2 separate regions of the Homo sapiens genome follow, and region 2 is linked to region 1. The links are chromatin contacts, found by Hi-C or POLR2A ChIA-PET in ENCODE. All regions are on one chromosome and are shown on one strand. The core of a region is the stretch at or near the end of the contact, and the rest is flanking DNA. Distances in the headings are between cores, read along the strand shown.

Region 1 (7,797 bases), core at 2,309-4,808:
CCACATCTTTGTCAACACTTATTATCTTTCACCTTTTTGACATTCTGACAGGTGTGAGATTATATATTATTGTGGTTTTAATATGCATTTCCCTAATGATTGTCCATGTTGAGCATTTTTTCATTATCTGTTGGCCATTTGTATGTCTTCTTTTGAGAAATGTCTATTTAGGTCCCTTGCCTATTTTTTTTTTATTTTCTTGTTATTGAGTTGCTTGAGCTCCATATATATATATTGGATATTAACCCCTTATCAGATGTATGGCTTGCAAATATTTTCTCCCAATCAGTAGGTTGTCTCCATACACTGTTGTTTCCTTTGCTGTGTAGAAGCTTTATAGTGTGATCTAAACCCATTTATTTATGCCTATGTTGCCTATACTTTGGGAGTTAACTCCAAACACTCATTTCAAAGACCAATGTTGTACAGTTTTTCCCCTATGCCGTCTAGTAGTTTTAGTGTCTCGTCTTATGTTGAAGTCTTTAGTCCATTTTGAGCTGATTTTTGTACACGGGGTGAGATTCTGTGAAAACTGGAATTCCACATGCAGAATAAGAATTTGAGACTCTGTCTCAAAAAAAAAAAGTCTCTTTTGCTCCAATTTTTTAAAGCAACAGAAATCTCTACCAATGTTATAACTTTCAGATATAAAAATCATGAATAAAATGAGAATTCGTCTGCATGTGGAATTCCAGTTTTCATGGAATGAATGAATTCTTCTGCATGTGGAATTCCAGTTTTCACAACATCACCATTTATTAGAGGCTGTCCTTTTCCTATTGCATATTTTCATGGAAACCTTTTCAAAAGTCTATTGACTATATATGCATGAGTTCATTTCTGGACTTGCTATTCTGTTCCACTGGTCAATGTATCTATTTTTTGCCAGTACCATGCTGTGTTAATTAATATAGCTTTGTAGTATAGCTTGAAATCAGGTCGTATGATACCTTCAGCTTTGTTCTTTTTGCTCATGATTGCCTTGGTATTTGGGGTTTTTTGTAGTTCCATATGAATTTTAGGATTTTTAAAAAATTCTATAAAAATAACTTTTGAGATGACTACTCTGTATTAATCTGTTCTCATACTGCTAATAAAGACATACCCAAGACTCACAGTTCCACATGGCTGGGGAGGCCTCATAATCATGGTGGAAGAGCAAGGGAGGTCTTACATAGCAGCAAGCAAGAGAGGGCTTGTGCAGGGGAATTCCCCTTTATAAAACCATCAGATCCTGTGAGACTTATTTGCTATCACATGAACAGCAAGGCAAAGACCCGCCCCTATGATTCAATTGCCTCCCCCTGGGTCCCTCCATGACATATAGTAATTGTGGGAGCTACAGTTCAAGATGCGATTTCGGTGGGGACACAGCCAAACAATATCATACTTAATGTATAGTCCATGAAGCATTTAAAACATTTCCATTGGCCAGGCGTGGTGGCTCACGCCTGTAATCCCAACACTTTGGGAGGCCAAGGCAGGCGGATCACCTGAGGTCGGGAGTTCGAGACCAGCCTGACCAACATGGAGAAACCCCATCTCTACTAAAAATACAAAAAAAATTAGCCGGGCATGGTGGCACATGCCTGTAATCCCAGCTACTCAGGAGGCTGATGCAGGAGAATCACCTGAACCCGGGAGGCGGAGGTTGCAGTGAGCCGAGATCACGCCATTGCACTCCAGCCTGGGCAACAAGAGCGAAACTCCGTCTCAAATAAATAAGTAAATAAATAAAATAAAACATTTCCAACTCAGGCCCTCCCTCAAATCTACTGAATCAGAATTTTCATTTTAACAGGTTTCCCACGTGACTCATAGGTACTGTCAATCAACGAAAATGACCAAGAAAGTCTCAATCATTTTAGGAGGTTTATTTGTCAAAGTTAAGGATGTGCTGAAAGACATGTCTATGCCTTTCTCTAAAGATGACTTTGAGAGCTTCAATATTTAAATGGGGAAGGGTGGGATATTGAGAAATACACAATTTTCATGTGAGAGGGCAGTAGGGGAAAACAGTCATTCATGCCTTTGTCTGGCTCAGTGAATCTGCATTTTTACATAAGATAATGGAAACAATAGGGCAGAGGAAACAATCAGATATGCATTTGTCTCAGGTGGGCAGAGGGATGTCTTTGAGTTCTGTCCTATGTCTCTGCACCTGTGAAGATAAGCTATCAATTTACGTTACCATGGTGAACTCTAACCGATAAGCTTTAGGGTAAAGCTCTTGGGGCCTGCAGGGAATTTCCTCGTGGCAAAATGTGAGGGAGGTATGTAGCCTTTCCTCTTTGTAGTCATCTTATTCAGGAACCAAAATGGGAGGCAGGTATGCATGACCCAGTTCCCAGCTTGACTTTTCCCTTTTGCTGAATGAGTTTGAGGTCCCAAGATTTATTTTCCTTTCACAGTACCATGAAGATTGAGAATCAATGCAATAGGACTCAGTTGACATGGTGTATAAACAGACACTTTTTAAAACTAAACACTGTATTAATGTTTTGTAATAACCAAGAAAATAGAAACTGGGCATTTCTCATTTATCATTATGATTGTATATGCAATAATTTTTCACTTTATTTTCAGCTTGAGATAATAGGCAGTTTTAAAATGAAAATTATAAAGCCTCAGGATTAACATGTTCATTGCTATTAAGAAAGTCTGGGGGCCGGGCATGGTGGCTCACAAACTGTAATCCCAGAACTTTGGGAGGCCGAGGTGGGTGGATCACATGAGGTCAGGAGTTCAACACCAGCCTGGCCATCATGATGAAACCCCGTCTCTACTAAAAACACAAAAAAATGTAAGCAGGCATGGTGGCGGGTGCCTGTAATCCCAGCTACTCTGGAGACTGAGGCAGGAGAATGGCTTGAACTTGGGAGGCAGAGATTGCAGTGAGCCAAGATCGCGCCAATGCAATCCAGCCTGGGCGACAGAGTGAAACTGTGACTCAAAAAAAAAAAAAAAAAAGGTGTCTGTTTTGCTCCAATTTTTTAAGGAACAGAAATATTTACCAATGTTACACCTTTCAAATATAAAAATCATGAATAAAATGAGGATTCAATCAACTACATCCTTGTTTCCCCAAGTTGGCTGATAATAAAAATAACTGCACTCTTTGTTGGTTTTATTCTTAAGTGTGAGTTACTTTAGTTTGAAACTGCTGTAGATTAGGGAGGGTGGAGTACAAGTAGTGTTAACCATGGGGAAGAGAAGATTCCTTGGCTGTGGCCAGAGCAGGGCCTTCCTACACCTGGAGGGAGCAGAGCAGAAGCTTCCTGCAGCTCCTGAGCTCAGAGACAGCAGTGGCTTCTCTGTGCAGGATGCTGAGTTCACTTCACGGGCTTTGTGAATTCTACAAGGCTACAGTTGATATGTAAGGCTGTCTATTTCTTTTTGTAGCATAAAACAGGAGGGGAACCCTGTGCTCCAGGAGGTTGCTGCTTCCTTTCTCATTTTGAAGGATGAACAAGTGGCCTCTGGTCACCTAAGGGTGTAGGCCTCAGGACCTGATGTCATCTTGGTTCCTGGCCAAGGCTGGGAGTTTCCTGGAATGTGGGCAGGGCCTGGGCCTTGGAGTTCCCATTACTGCATGCTACATGATGCATGGACAGGCAAATTGGGTCTGGTAAGCTTGCTGCAAGTTGGCCCTTTGGGACTGGATTTTCATTTGGGTTATCTTCTCAGGACCCTGGCTATGATTCCCTTGCCTCTGGAGGGGTGGGGGAGGTAGGGAATATTCCACAGTTTAGGGTAGGGATAAAAAATCTACTTATAACTATTGCCCCAGGTAAATGGCCTGCTTGAGTTTCTGATTCAGTAGTCTGGGTCTGGGGCTTGCACTGAGAAATTGCTTTTCCAAGGAGTTCCCAAGTAATCTTGATCCTGCTGGTTGGCAAATCTCACTTTGAAAACAACTGATCTAGGAAGTGATTAACAGTTTATAAAGCCCTTTCATGCATTCTATTGTGACTGAGTACCCCCGTTTTTCTAAGAGATTGTTTAATTATATTTTTCTTCTTTTCCTGTTTCTGTTTCCCCACTTCCTCACCTTTCCGAAATGCAAATATATAGCCTTTTACCCCCGCTCCCCCACTCCATCTCCGTAGGGAGATGCCTCCATCTCCCTAAGGGGGCAAGTTCATCTAACTATGGGCTTCAAGGTGGAACCCCTGAGAGTTAACAGTTGATTTACAAAACAAAGTATCCCCACTAGGGAGCTCTCACCCTACAGGAGGTTGCCTTGAGGGATAACAGCCTGCCCACGAATGCGCTAGCAGTCACTGGTGGCACTGGAGCTGGCATGCAGAGCTCTCTGCCCTTGCTCACTTCCTCCCCTGCCTTTTAAAAGTGGTCGCTTTCTGCTCCAAAAGTGAAGTGGCACATTTAAAGGCAGGATGCCTGTGCCTCTTCCCCTAAGCTAGTTTGAGAATAAATCACTTTCTTTATACCAGACTCTGCATGCGGTAAGCAACTAACCTGCTTATTGCTAACCTGTCTCATTGAATCCAGGTAACTAAAAAAGTATTAAGTTAAAATGGACTGGATTTCAGGAGTGCTGTGAATAATTCTGGTGGGAATACTATAAGACAGAGGGAAGGGTGAGAGTTTTGAATAGCTAATGTTCACTGAGCACTGCTTTGTTCCAGGCGCTGGGGAAACACTGGTTCAGAGAAGTTAGATAATTTGCCTGAGATTGACCAGCTGGAAATAAGAACAATTTGAACTCCAGAAGTCTGGCTCCTAGGTCCATGACCACCTTCATACCCTGGTGTTGCCTTTATTACAAATGACAATAAAATACTTGCTACTCCAAAAGTACTGGTGATAATTAAGCTTAAATTCCAGATCCTGGCACAGTCCAGCGGCTTGTAGTTTTAAAGAACAGTTTCTTTTAGTTTCAAAAAACACAGGCTCACTCAAATTTACCTTGGGTAAAGCAAGAAACGTGTAGACTAAATCTCAAAAGTTGCAGAAAGCAAATGAGCTTCATCAACCAATTCTCTCTCTCTCTCATTGTAGGCTCTTCCTTGTGTTACCTTAGCAAATCTCCATTTTCTTCTATTTTTGGGTTTCCACTGCTTATTCACATGTGATCTCATGACATTGTGTTGTCTGATACCCTCACTGTAAACTAGGTCAGTCCTACCCTATTTCCCAAATAGATGTTCTAGGCAAGAATTAGAGAGATTGGGGGATTGTTTCAATCTTGGCCATCTCACTGGTCATTCACTGGCCTCTGAATTGGCTACCTTGGCTCTGGTGACTATCAATGGCCTAATTAGCTATGGTGGTCTCATTGTATAAATCACAGCAGAGTGCAATAAGTTTGCTCATTAAATGAATTATTTCAACTTTGAAATAAAAATGTTTTGAGATATCACATATACCCTATTATAGTGAAGGCATACTTATTTCCACTAAGCCCCTTTTCTGGGTGCAACCGTGCCTTGTGCTATTTCTGCAGAGCTCAGTGTGGGGAAGGCTGCCAGGGACTCTCCCAAGGTCCAGAACAAGGGACCAAGGTCATAGCTGCCCTCCATAGCTGCTGCCACATAAACCCATTTCCTCAGGGACTGGGACAAATTGCATGGCACACCTACTATTTGTCTAGGAGTGAAAACGTAGTTTATGTAAATATCAAATGCAGTCTTAACCAATGGAATCTGCACCAGGAAATCTACCTGGAGCACTGAGGAGATAGCAATGCTGCAGGGAGATGCTGTCCTGGAAAGTCACAGATGTGTGTCAACTGTTGTCTCCTGTCCTCACAAGCAACTACAGAACCCAACAAAGTCACAGGCCTGGGGAAGTGGTCAAATTTTTCACACATCAGGACATCTCTGGCACTAAGGTAACCGTTTTGAACCAATATCATGACTGCAGTTCAGTTTGAAGCATTGGAGCCCCTCCTTAAAGCCAGACAGGTGTCAGTGCTGGTGTAAAAGGAGAGTGGGATTGAATCTGGGCCCCCAGAGCCCTGTTAGATGGGGAAGATGGACATTAAATAGCCCAGCTATGTCTGGGATGACTTCTGGGTCTTGATCTTTCTACGCCAGTTGTTCTCAAAGGCCAGCATGCCAGAACTGGTTAGGGCACAGATCTCTGGAGCACCCCCACAAAGATCTGATTTTGCAGGTCTGGGTAGGGCCCAGGAATTCACATTTCTACTAAGTTTGCAAGAGGCGTGGATGCTGCTGGGCTGAGGACAACACTTTGAGGAACAGCTCTACTCAGCGTAGCCTGGGGCAGGTTATTCTGCCTCCTGCTCAGGCGTGCAGGTGCAGTCAGTTGTGGCACCAATGACTGCAAGAAGAAAGGAGTCTGGGATGACAAGCTCCATGTGGGACATGCCATGCTTGAAGTGTGTGCAGGGGGCCCGGGGGAAAATGTCTGGAAGGTGGTTGCAAACAAGAGTCTGGAGCTCAGGGAGTAGGCTGAATTGCAGCCATTGGCACATCAGTGGAAAGGAAGGTGGCATGACTCGGGAAGAGTTACAGGGTTCGACAAGGAGGACTCATTCTCATGGTCTCACCCTCCCTCCCCCACACACACCCTGGCCATTTGTCTTCAGCACTCCGCATTCATGGCATTCCCTGGAGCACGGACAGGACCCAGATCGTGGGGACCTGTCAGGCACCTGCTTCCTGAAACTTCTCTTTGTAAGTCTTGCCTCAGTTTGTGGCCTGGTCTGGCCCTGCAGGTGTCCCTCCTGGAGGTTCCAGGCCAGCCCTGGCACCCTACCTAGAATTCCTCAGCCTTGGTTCCTGGGCAGTAAAAATGCTGGGATGGAACAAGGGGACCTGGGGGCAGGTAAGTGGTAGAACCTAGAGGAACAGGGAGGAAGAGGAGGAGGGACAGAGGATGCAGCTGGACAGAATGCAAGTCCTGTTTCTGCAGAGGGAAAAGGCCAGCTTCTGACGTGGCTGAAGACTCAATCTAAGGCCTCTTCCAGGAGGATGCTTCAAGGATCTTTTGATCAAGGATGACCACTGGAGGCCAGCACACACTAGACCACAGGTCTTGGTTTAGGTGGAGGGGAAGTAAATAATTCCATTACTCTTCAAGCCTAGGAAATTCTGAAAAGCAGCTAAAAAAAAGCAAAAGGTGACCTGTGGCCAGGGTTGGAAGCCACCACTGCAAGAGGACATGCATAGAGCAGTGAGCTGGGGATGCTGTGGACTGAGCTGTATCCCCTAAAATCCATAAGTTGAAGCCCAAACCCCAATGTGACTGTATTTGAAGATAGGGTCTAGAAGGTGGTAATTAAGGTGAAAGGAGGTCATAAGAGTAGGCCCTAATCCAACCTAACTAGTGTCCTTATAAAAGGAGATTGGGACACGGACACTCAGTGGGCAGACCCTGTAAGAACACAGGTGCATGGGCTGGGGAGAAACTAGTCCTGCCCACGCCTTGGGCAGGCTTTTTTCTCGGACTTTGGCTTCCAGAAGCATGAGAAAATAAGGGTCTATTGTTTAAGCCCCTCAGTCTGTGATATGTTCTTATGGGAGCCTGAGCTGGCTAAGACACTCCATGGGAGAGACTCCAGGTGGGTCAGTGAAGACCACATTTGTAGGCGGTGCCGTGTGGGGATCACCACTTGAGAACAAGCCTTGAGGCTTTTGTCACTGCTGCGAGATCCATGTCAGGAAGTCTTAGACCAGAAAGAGGGTGGTTTATGACCTGTGAATGTGGTTGGTCTCCCCTAAATTCAGGCTGTTAGGGGAGGCTGCCCATTGATGAGACTGCAGCTGATCCAGGGTGTAGCAGTTAAGCTTGCAGACAAATGCCTGCGAC
Region 2 (7,797 bases), core at 3,894-6,393, 57 kb before region 1:
CCCTGTTCTTTTCTAATTTCCACTTTCTTGGTAAATTTTCCTCCATCCCTTTATTTTGACCGTATGTGTGTCTTTGCACATGAGATAGGTCTCTTCAATACAGCATATGATACATCTTAGTTCTTCAGCTTGCAATTCTGTGTCTTTTAATTGGGGCATTTAACCCATTTACATTTAAGGTTAGTATTGTTATGTGTGAATTTGATCCCGTCATCATGATGCTAGCTGGTTATTTTGCAGACTCATTGATGTAGTTTCATCATAGTGTCATTGGTCTTTGTATTTCAGTGTGCTTTGTAGTGGCTGGTGATGGTTTTTTCTTTTCATATTTAGTGTTTCCTTCAGAAGCTCTTGCAAGGCAGCCCTGATGGTGACAAATTCCCTCAGCATTTGCTTGCTTGAAGAAGATTTTATTTCTCCTTCATTTATGAAGCTTAGTTTGGCCAGATATGAAATTCTGATTTGGAAATTCTTTTCTTTAAGAATGCTGAATATCGGCCCCCAATCTCTTCTGGCTTATAGGGTTTCTGCTGAGAGGTCTGCTGTTAGTCTGATGGGCTTCTCTTTTCAGGTGACCTGGCCTTTTTCTCTGGCTGCACTTAACATTTTTTCCTTCATTTCAACCTTGGAGAATCTGATGATTACGTGTCTTGCGGTTGATATTCTCATGGAGTATCTTACTGGGGTTCTATAGATTTCCTGAATTTGAATGTTGGCTTGTCTTGGAAGGTTGGGGAAGTTATCTTGGATGATATCCTGAAGTATGTTTTCCAACTTGGTTCCATGCTTTTCGTCTCTTTCAGGTACCCCAATCAGTCGTAGGTTCAGTCTTTTTACATAATCCTGTAGTTCTCAGAGGTTTTGTTCATTCCTTTTCATTCTTTTTTCTCTAATCTTGTCTGCCTATCTTATTTCAGCAAGACAGTCTTCAAGCTCTGAAATTCTTTCCTCCACTTGGTCTATTGGGCTATTGATACTTGTGGTTGCATTGTGAAGTTCTTGTGTTGTGTTTTTCAGCTCCATCAGGTAATTTATATTCCTCTCTCTAAACTGGTTATTCTGGTTCACAGCTACTGTAATATTTTATCATGGTTCTTAGCTTATTTGCATTGGGTTAGAACATGCTCCTTTAGCTCAGCAAAGTTCGTTATTACCCACTTTCCGAAGCCTACTTCTGTCAATTCATTCATCTCAGCCTCCACCCAGTTCTGTGCCCTTGCCGGAGAGGTGTTGTGATCATTTAGAGGAGAAGAGGCACTCTGGCTTTTTGAGTTTTCAGTGGTTTTCATTGATTCCTTCTCATCTTCATGAATTTATCTAGCTTCGATCTTTGAGGCTGCTGCCCTTTGGATGGGGTTTTGTGGAGACTTCTTTTGTTGATGCTGTTGTTGTCGTTGCTTTCTGTTTATTTGTTTTTCCTTTAACAGTCAGGCCTCTCTTCTGTAGGGCTGCTGCAGTTTGCTGGAAATCCACTCCAGACCCTATTCGCCTGGGTCCCTCCCACACCTAGAGATGTCACCAGTGGAGGCTGCAGAACAGCAAAGATGGCTGCCTGCTCTTTCTTCAGGGAGCTGCCTTCCAAAAGGGCGCCAGACCTATCCCAGTGGGAAGGCTCCCGTATAAGGTGCCTGGCAACCCCTGTTGTGGGTTCTCACTTAGTCAGGAGGCACAGAATCCAGGACCCACTTAACAAAACACTCTGGCTGCCCCTTAGCAGAGGGGGTGTGCTGCGCTGGGGGGAGTCCCGCTTGTCTGAACTCCCCAGATTCTTCAGAGCCAGCAGGGGGAAAGACTAAATCTGCTGATCTGCCGAGAGTGTGGCCCCCTCCCCACAGGAGCTCAGTCCCAGGGAGATCAGAATTCTGTCCGTAAACCCCTGGCTGGGGTAGCTGAAATTCCTGCAGGGAGGCCCCGCCCAGCGAGGAGGGCTGGGTCACAGTCCAGCCTAAAGAGGCAGTCTGGCCATGATCTGCCACAGCCACTGTGCTGTGCTGTGGGGAATTCCTCCTGGGTCCAAACTGCTCAGTCTCCCCAGAAGAAGCAGGGAATAATGGCAGACTGTAGCTGTAGTGAAGGCCACCGCCCTTCCCTCCAGGAACTTGTAGTCTTAAGCAGTCTCCAGCCTAGTGGCAGCAGAGAATTTGCACAGCTCTGTGCTTGGGACCCAAGGCCCTGGTGGCATGGGCTCATGAGGGGGATTTCCTGATCTGTGGGTTGCACAGATTTATGGAAAAAGAGTGGTTTCCCAGGTGGGGTAGCACAATCACCCAATGCTTCTCTTGGCTGAGGGTGGGGGCTCCCCTTGCCCCATATGACTACCAGGTGGGCATGGCTCCACCCTGCTTTTCCTCGCTTTCCATGAGTTGCACCAACCGCATAGTCAGTCCCAGGATTCCTCAGTTGCTGGTTCAGGATTCGCTCGCCATTTTCATTCTTCTCAGTGAGAGCCTCTGACTGCAGCTGTTTCTACTAGGCCATCTTAGCCCCTATGCTCAAGAACCACTTTTCTAAATCAAATATTTATAGTTGTGTGAAAGGAAAATAAATCTCAGACCCCAAAATCACTAAATCAAGAGGAAAGTCAAGCTGGAAACTACATCAGGCAAACCTGCCTCCCAATTTATTCCTAAGTAAGATAGCTACAAATATATATATATATTTTTTAAAGCTACATATCTCCCTCGCAATTTACCCACAAGGAAACTCATGTGGGCCTCGAGACCTTCATCCCTAAAACAGTTCTGTTGAATTTCACCCTGGCAATGTAAACTGACAGCTTATCTTCACAGATGCAGGACAGAAAGTCATCCCTCTGCTCACCTGAGACAAATGCATATCTGATTGCTTCCTCTGCCCTATTGTTTATGTGAAAATACAGATTCACCGAGCCAGGCTAAACTGTGTATTCAGGGAAAGGCTGATCAAGGACTCAAAAGAATGTGACCTGGCACTGCCCTGGCCCTGTCCCACCTTTCCAGACAGAACCAATGTACATATTACGCATATTGATTGATATTTCATGTTTCTCTAAAATGTATTCAAGCAAGCTGTACCCCAGACACCCTGGGCACATGTCGTCAGAAATTCCTGGGGCTGTGTCGTGGGCACGTCCTTAACCTTGGCAAAATAAACTTTATAAATTGATTGAGACCTCTCTCAGATATCCTGGGTTCACAGTTGGTACTAACTATTCTCTTCTACCCACATCCTTCTGATGTGTACCCGTCTGATTTCTTTGGTTGCTTATCCAAGTGACCTTAGGTTCTTGGCTGACACATTCCCCGAGCAACACACCTCTCTATGGAGACATACAAGGCGTCAATAATAGACAAATTCTCTTTGTGGAATTCTTGCCCTAGCATTTCACAGCGAGAGATGCCCTCCCGTACCTCCATCACAACAGAGGAATCTGGAGTTCTGTGGCTGCCCACCCAGTTATCATAGGGACCCCGGAAGAACTCAACTAGCTGTCTCCAAATATAGTGAAACCTGGCATGTCCAAGCCAGCCAAAAAGGAGAGACAGAAACAAAGAAATGCTTAGAATATCTTGGGCTCTGCCAGGCATTTGATGTCTCCCATGATGTTTTTAAAACTATACTTAAACATCACCCCCTACTTCTGTCTTTTCTGTTCTCCAGCAAAACAAACCCTATATTCTTAGGAGATCCAGGGTCTTTGTAGGCTTTATAAAGGTGGGTAGGCCATGTGACCTTAAGGGGGCTCCATGTTCAGAGACGTGTTGAAAATGGTTGTGTTGAATTTATACTCAAGTCTCTGCTGTGGCTGCCTCACAGTAGGCAGACCATAATATTGCCTTCCCCTCTGATCTGGTTCCAGTGCCCTTGATTTTAAACTCAAGGCTTCCTCCCTTCACTCTGGACTCTGTAACAGAAAGCACAACAGTTCTTCAGTTACACAGACCTCCATGCCACCCCTTCCAGGATGTGTGACTCCAGGAATAAACTTCAACTACTTTATCTGGATCCACTTCTCAAATTTTTCTGCCAAAATATCTCTGAGTGGATTACACAGGGAAGCCCAGGAGCAGAGTCTAAAACTACAACCATAACATGTCCCTAACTTGCATGTTTTATTGTTCACATGAATTTGGCTTTCTAGTCCATTTGCTTTCATAGAAAATTTTCATTGTAAATTATCTACCCACCAAGTAAAATTGAAGCTCTAGGAAGATATGCCATGATTATACTGGACTATGAATTCATACCTTTAGGGGGAGTATGCATGGTTGAAAAAAATTAGATAAAGCATACAGTTGGTGTATAATAAATGTTGGTTAGTTAACATAGGTAATTTAGACAGTGGTCCAGGAATGGCCCCCCATGGTTGCCCTTATGCTGTCATGTCCTTGGTGCATATCCTTCTAACAGGGGTCCATGAAACCCCTTCCAATCCACTAAGCCAGGGCCAGAGAAGAAGCCTGTTTGCTGTCCCTGTTCTAGGCCCTCATTGGTCACCACCACTTCTATGATCCAAGACAGGGTTCCTATTTCCTGCCTTCTCCCATCTGCAAAATTAGGAGGATGGATTAATTTGTTCTTTTGGCTCCAAATTTCTATCCTGTGCATAGAATAACCTTGTACGAGACTTTCAAGTTTTCTCCCTAGTGGAACTGCTTTAAAAATAGATAAGGATTATTTGTAATTAATTTCCAACTACTTCTATGTAAATAAATATCTGCAAAATGCTTAACTCTCTCAGGTAAATGTTTTTTCTGAAGTATCAATAGTCACTCATTTGCTGAAAAAATCTTTTCCCTTGGTCCCTGCAGGTGTAAATTCCTGCTCCAGTCACCTGTAGAAGTTACCTCCAGTTCCAAACCCATGAAAATTATGCTAAGGAGATATCCCTCTACCTGCATTCGTGACACATGTCATCAGCAAGTCACGACTCTGACTTCAGAAAATTCATGATCAATTTCACACTCTATCTGTTGCTGAGGAGGATTCAATTCATTTTAGGCAAAGCCCAAATGACACTGCATTTTGTCTTTTTTCCCGTTGCCGATGCAGGAGGATTTGGAAGAATAACATTTTAATGGCTTGGAAACTGTTCCCAACAGAATTATCAGAGAGAGAATTTTTCAAGGGTTGCATCACTAAATGACCAAACAAAGACACAGTGTCTGGCTACCACCCACATGACTCGACTGTGAGCCATGTTTTCATAATGATGCAGTGAGATTTAGACACACCTCTTTTATATGTGATAAAAGGAATATTAGCAAGGAAATAAACTTACCTCAGAACTAAGAAGCTATCAAAAAGTAAACCCCACTTTGTGGTTTGTTCTTAATAATAATACGTGCACAAATGTCTTGGGCACATTGAGTGCATAATACACATCACCTCATGTGACCCTCATGCAAGCCCATTGGGATGAGTCCTGTTATTGTCCTCAGTGTACAGAAGGGGAAACCACAGGCTTCAAGAGGCTGGCTAACTTGACCAGCCACCAAGATGAAAGATGGGGAGGAACCCCAGGTAAATAAGACTCCAAAGTTCCTGCTCTCTGCTGTTGATTCGAATTCAGCAAGTCTGAATTAAAAGACTAAATTAAAGAAAAGGCTGAGGTATAGAAAGTACTATAGCAATGAAATGTTGCATTTCTCTACATATAAATGATTTAACTTTATTAAAGTATAAGCTTGAAGTTTTTAGAAAGCCCTTTTAGAGAGATAAAGAGAATTTATTTGAATTAAACAGAACTGTGTTGGCTTTAAGGGCATTTACAAGAGGTTTTGTTTCTTTAATAGGTTACATATTCTGCCCCAGGGCTGTCTCCAGCTGACCAACATAGTAATGAAATCCCCTTTTCTTGTTTAAAGGACCAGAGTTGATTTATTTAAAGCTTGGGTTGTCTCCATCAGCTTCTCTAGGGGAATGAACCTCTCCTCCACCCCTCTTCTCCCTATACATCACATTTCCCTCTTGCCCATCTCAAAGAAGTGTGAACCGATTCACAACAGGATGCTCCTGGGGGCTTAAGACTGACCCTCTCTGAGCAGAGCACTTGAGTAACAGATGCATGGCAAATGTCTGTAACACTCTGAGGAACTGGCATTGAGGTTAGCATTGCAGAGACATACAAAGGCACAATCCCTTCCTGGAATAATCTGCCGCTGGGCCCAGTTTTCCCACTCACACCTTTTGTGACATAATTTTGCCTCTCATTCTGGATGACTGTGGTAGACTTGTTCATTTCTCCTCACAGACTCAGGGCTCCAGTCCCATGGAACGTTTGCTGTTCCCTGAAATCATGATGCGGATCCCCACCCCTTGCCTTTGTTGCCTCTTCTACCTGGGCTGGCTTTTCCTTTGCCTCAACTCTGTTTTGTGGGAAAAAGGCAAGTCCCTAGGAAATGGCAGATCCAGTAGATTATGGAAAAATGTAGCATCCACTCATGGAGAGTGGGAGAGAGGTCCAAAGCACCCTCAGTGAATGAGTGCATATCACAGTTATTACTAATTTGCAAATGGTGTGTGGCACACAGGCAGTATGGGTCTGCATTCCCTTTCTCTTCCAATATGGAAAAAAATGTGTGTCACGCAGGGATTTTTTTTCCACACTGGAGGAGAAAGGGAACGTAGAGCCACATTATGGAGCCCCATCTCATAGAGGAGGCTCCCAGCACCAAGGAGACAGACCTGCTGCCCAAGAAGGCAAGAGCTTCCCGGCTGCAGACCCAGAGACTCGGTTGGCCTCACTGCCTTTGCTGCATCTGCTGCCGCGGTTCCCCATCGTGTCAAGACCTAAAGCCCTGCGACCACTGCCACCCCAGCCCACTGCCATACTTAGCCAGTCAGGTATTGTGCGTCTCAGTCTCAACCGTGCTCTTTTCGAAAGAGATACATCTTAGAATCCTTCATCCAAAAAGCCTCATCTCGCCAGTCAGTTCACAGAAGCCAGGCCATCCCCTGCGCCCCTGGAAGCTGTGTTCCTGCACCCGTGCTGCCTTTTATATGAGCTTTAGGGGCCTCTACGAGGTGACTAGGTCATGGGTGGGATTCACAGTCCCTTCTGAATGGGATCATAGCCCTTATAAAGTAGGCTACACAGAGTTTGCCCCCTTTGCTTTCCGCCGCAGGACGGAAGACACGGCGCTCACTCCCGGGAAGGGCAGCAACAGGCGCCCCTTGGAAGCAGCCTTCAGCGGACACCTGAACGAATCCGAGACTTTCCGACCACCAGAAGGGCAAAAAAATAATTTTCTGTTGTTTGTAAACAACAGAGATTTTTCATAACAGTCCAAACAAACTAAAACATATATTAATAGTTTGGGGCTTATGCTAGCATATCTGGAAGCATTGACTGCTGTATAATGTTATTTCTTTTGTCATTATGTAATGCAACTGATGCAGGCATGTGTGATACAACTTAAAAGAAGACAAAACCTTGGGGTCGGGGAGAGCGTATGGTAGACTCTGCCCCCACCCTCATCCCCGCTGAGAGACTGAATATACAAATGACAATGGCCAGACCATCTATAAAAATAGAATCTGACCCACATCCCCCAGCAACCTGCCCGGGAAGCCAGCCCCAGGGCTCTAGCAACCAGCCAAAAAAGCCAAACAATAGCCAGTGCAACAATCAGTCCCAAACAGTGAGACCTCATTAATAACTGACAGCCTCCTTAATTTTTGCCCCCAGGTCCAACTTAGGACCAACCTGAGAAAGCCAAATTTGCCCAGGACGGCACCATGGGTTTTGGCTGGAGCACAGTATTGCTGTTTGCTGTGATGGGAAGTCCACAGAAGGATCTCTCTTCTCCAGGGCTA

Evidence for each region. A loop is a pair of places that touch in the nucleus more often than their neighbours do. ChIA-PET counts read pairs that join two places held with the same protein, here RNA polymerase II (POLR2A).
Region 2: a map of SK-MEL-5 shows a loop between it and region 1 (3-fold over the local background). The contact joins two enhancer-like sites. A Hi-C loop is called at or near these places in 4 of 168 maps with a recorded cell type or tissue (HepG2, SK-MEL-5, ascending aorta and 1 more). POLR2A ChIA-PET finds 5 or more read pairs at or near these places in 1 of 52 experiments (PC-3).

The regions. Positions count from the first base shown.
Region 1 is chr7:50,808,777-50,816,573 of GRCh38, reverse strand. No RefSeq gene overlaps it. Among named protein-coding and RNA genes, the nearest start is that of GRB10, 30 kb to the right of the region's middle. RefSeq lists an enhancer at 3,408-3,702. Within about 2 kb of position 3,558, at least 5 of the 41 ENCODE cell types and tissues checked have a DNase peak (open chromatin) inside an H3K27ac peak, as active enhancers do.
Region 2 is chr7:50,866,902-50,874,698 of GRCh38, reverse strand. No RefSeq gene overlaps it. Among named protein-coding and RNA genes, the nearest start is that of GRB10, 88 kb to the right of the region's middle. RefSeq lists an enhancer at 6,349-6,849. Within about 2 kb of position 5,143, at least 4 of the 41 ENCODE cell types and tissues checked have a DNase peak (open chromatin) inside an H3K27ac peak, as active enhancers do.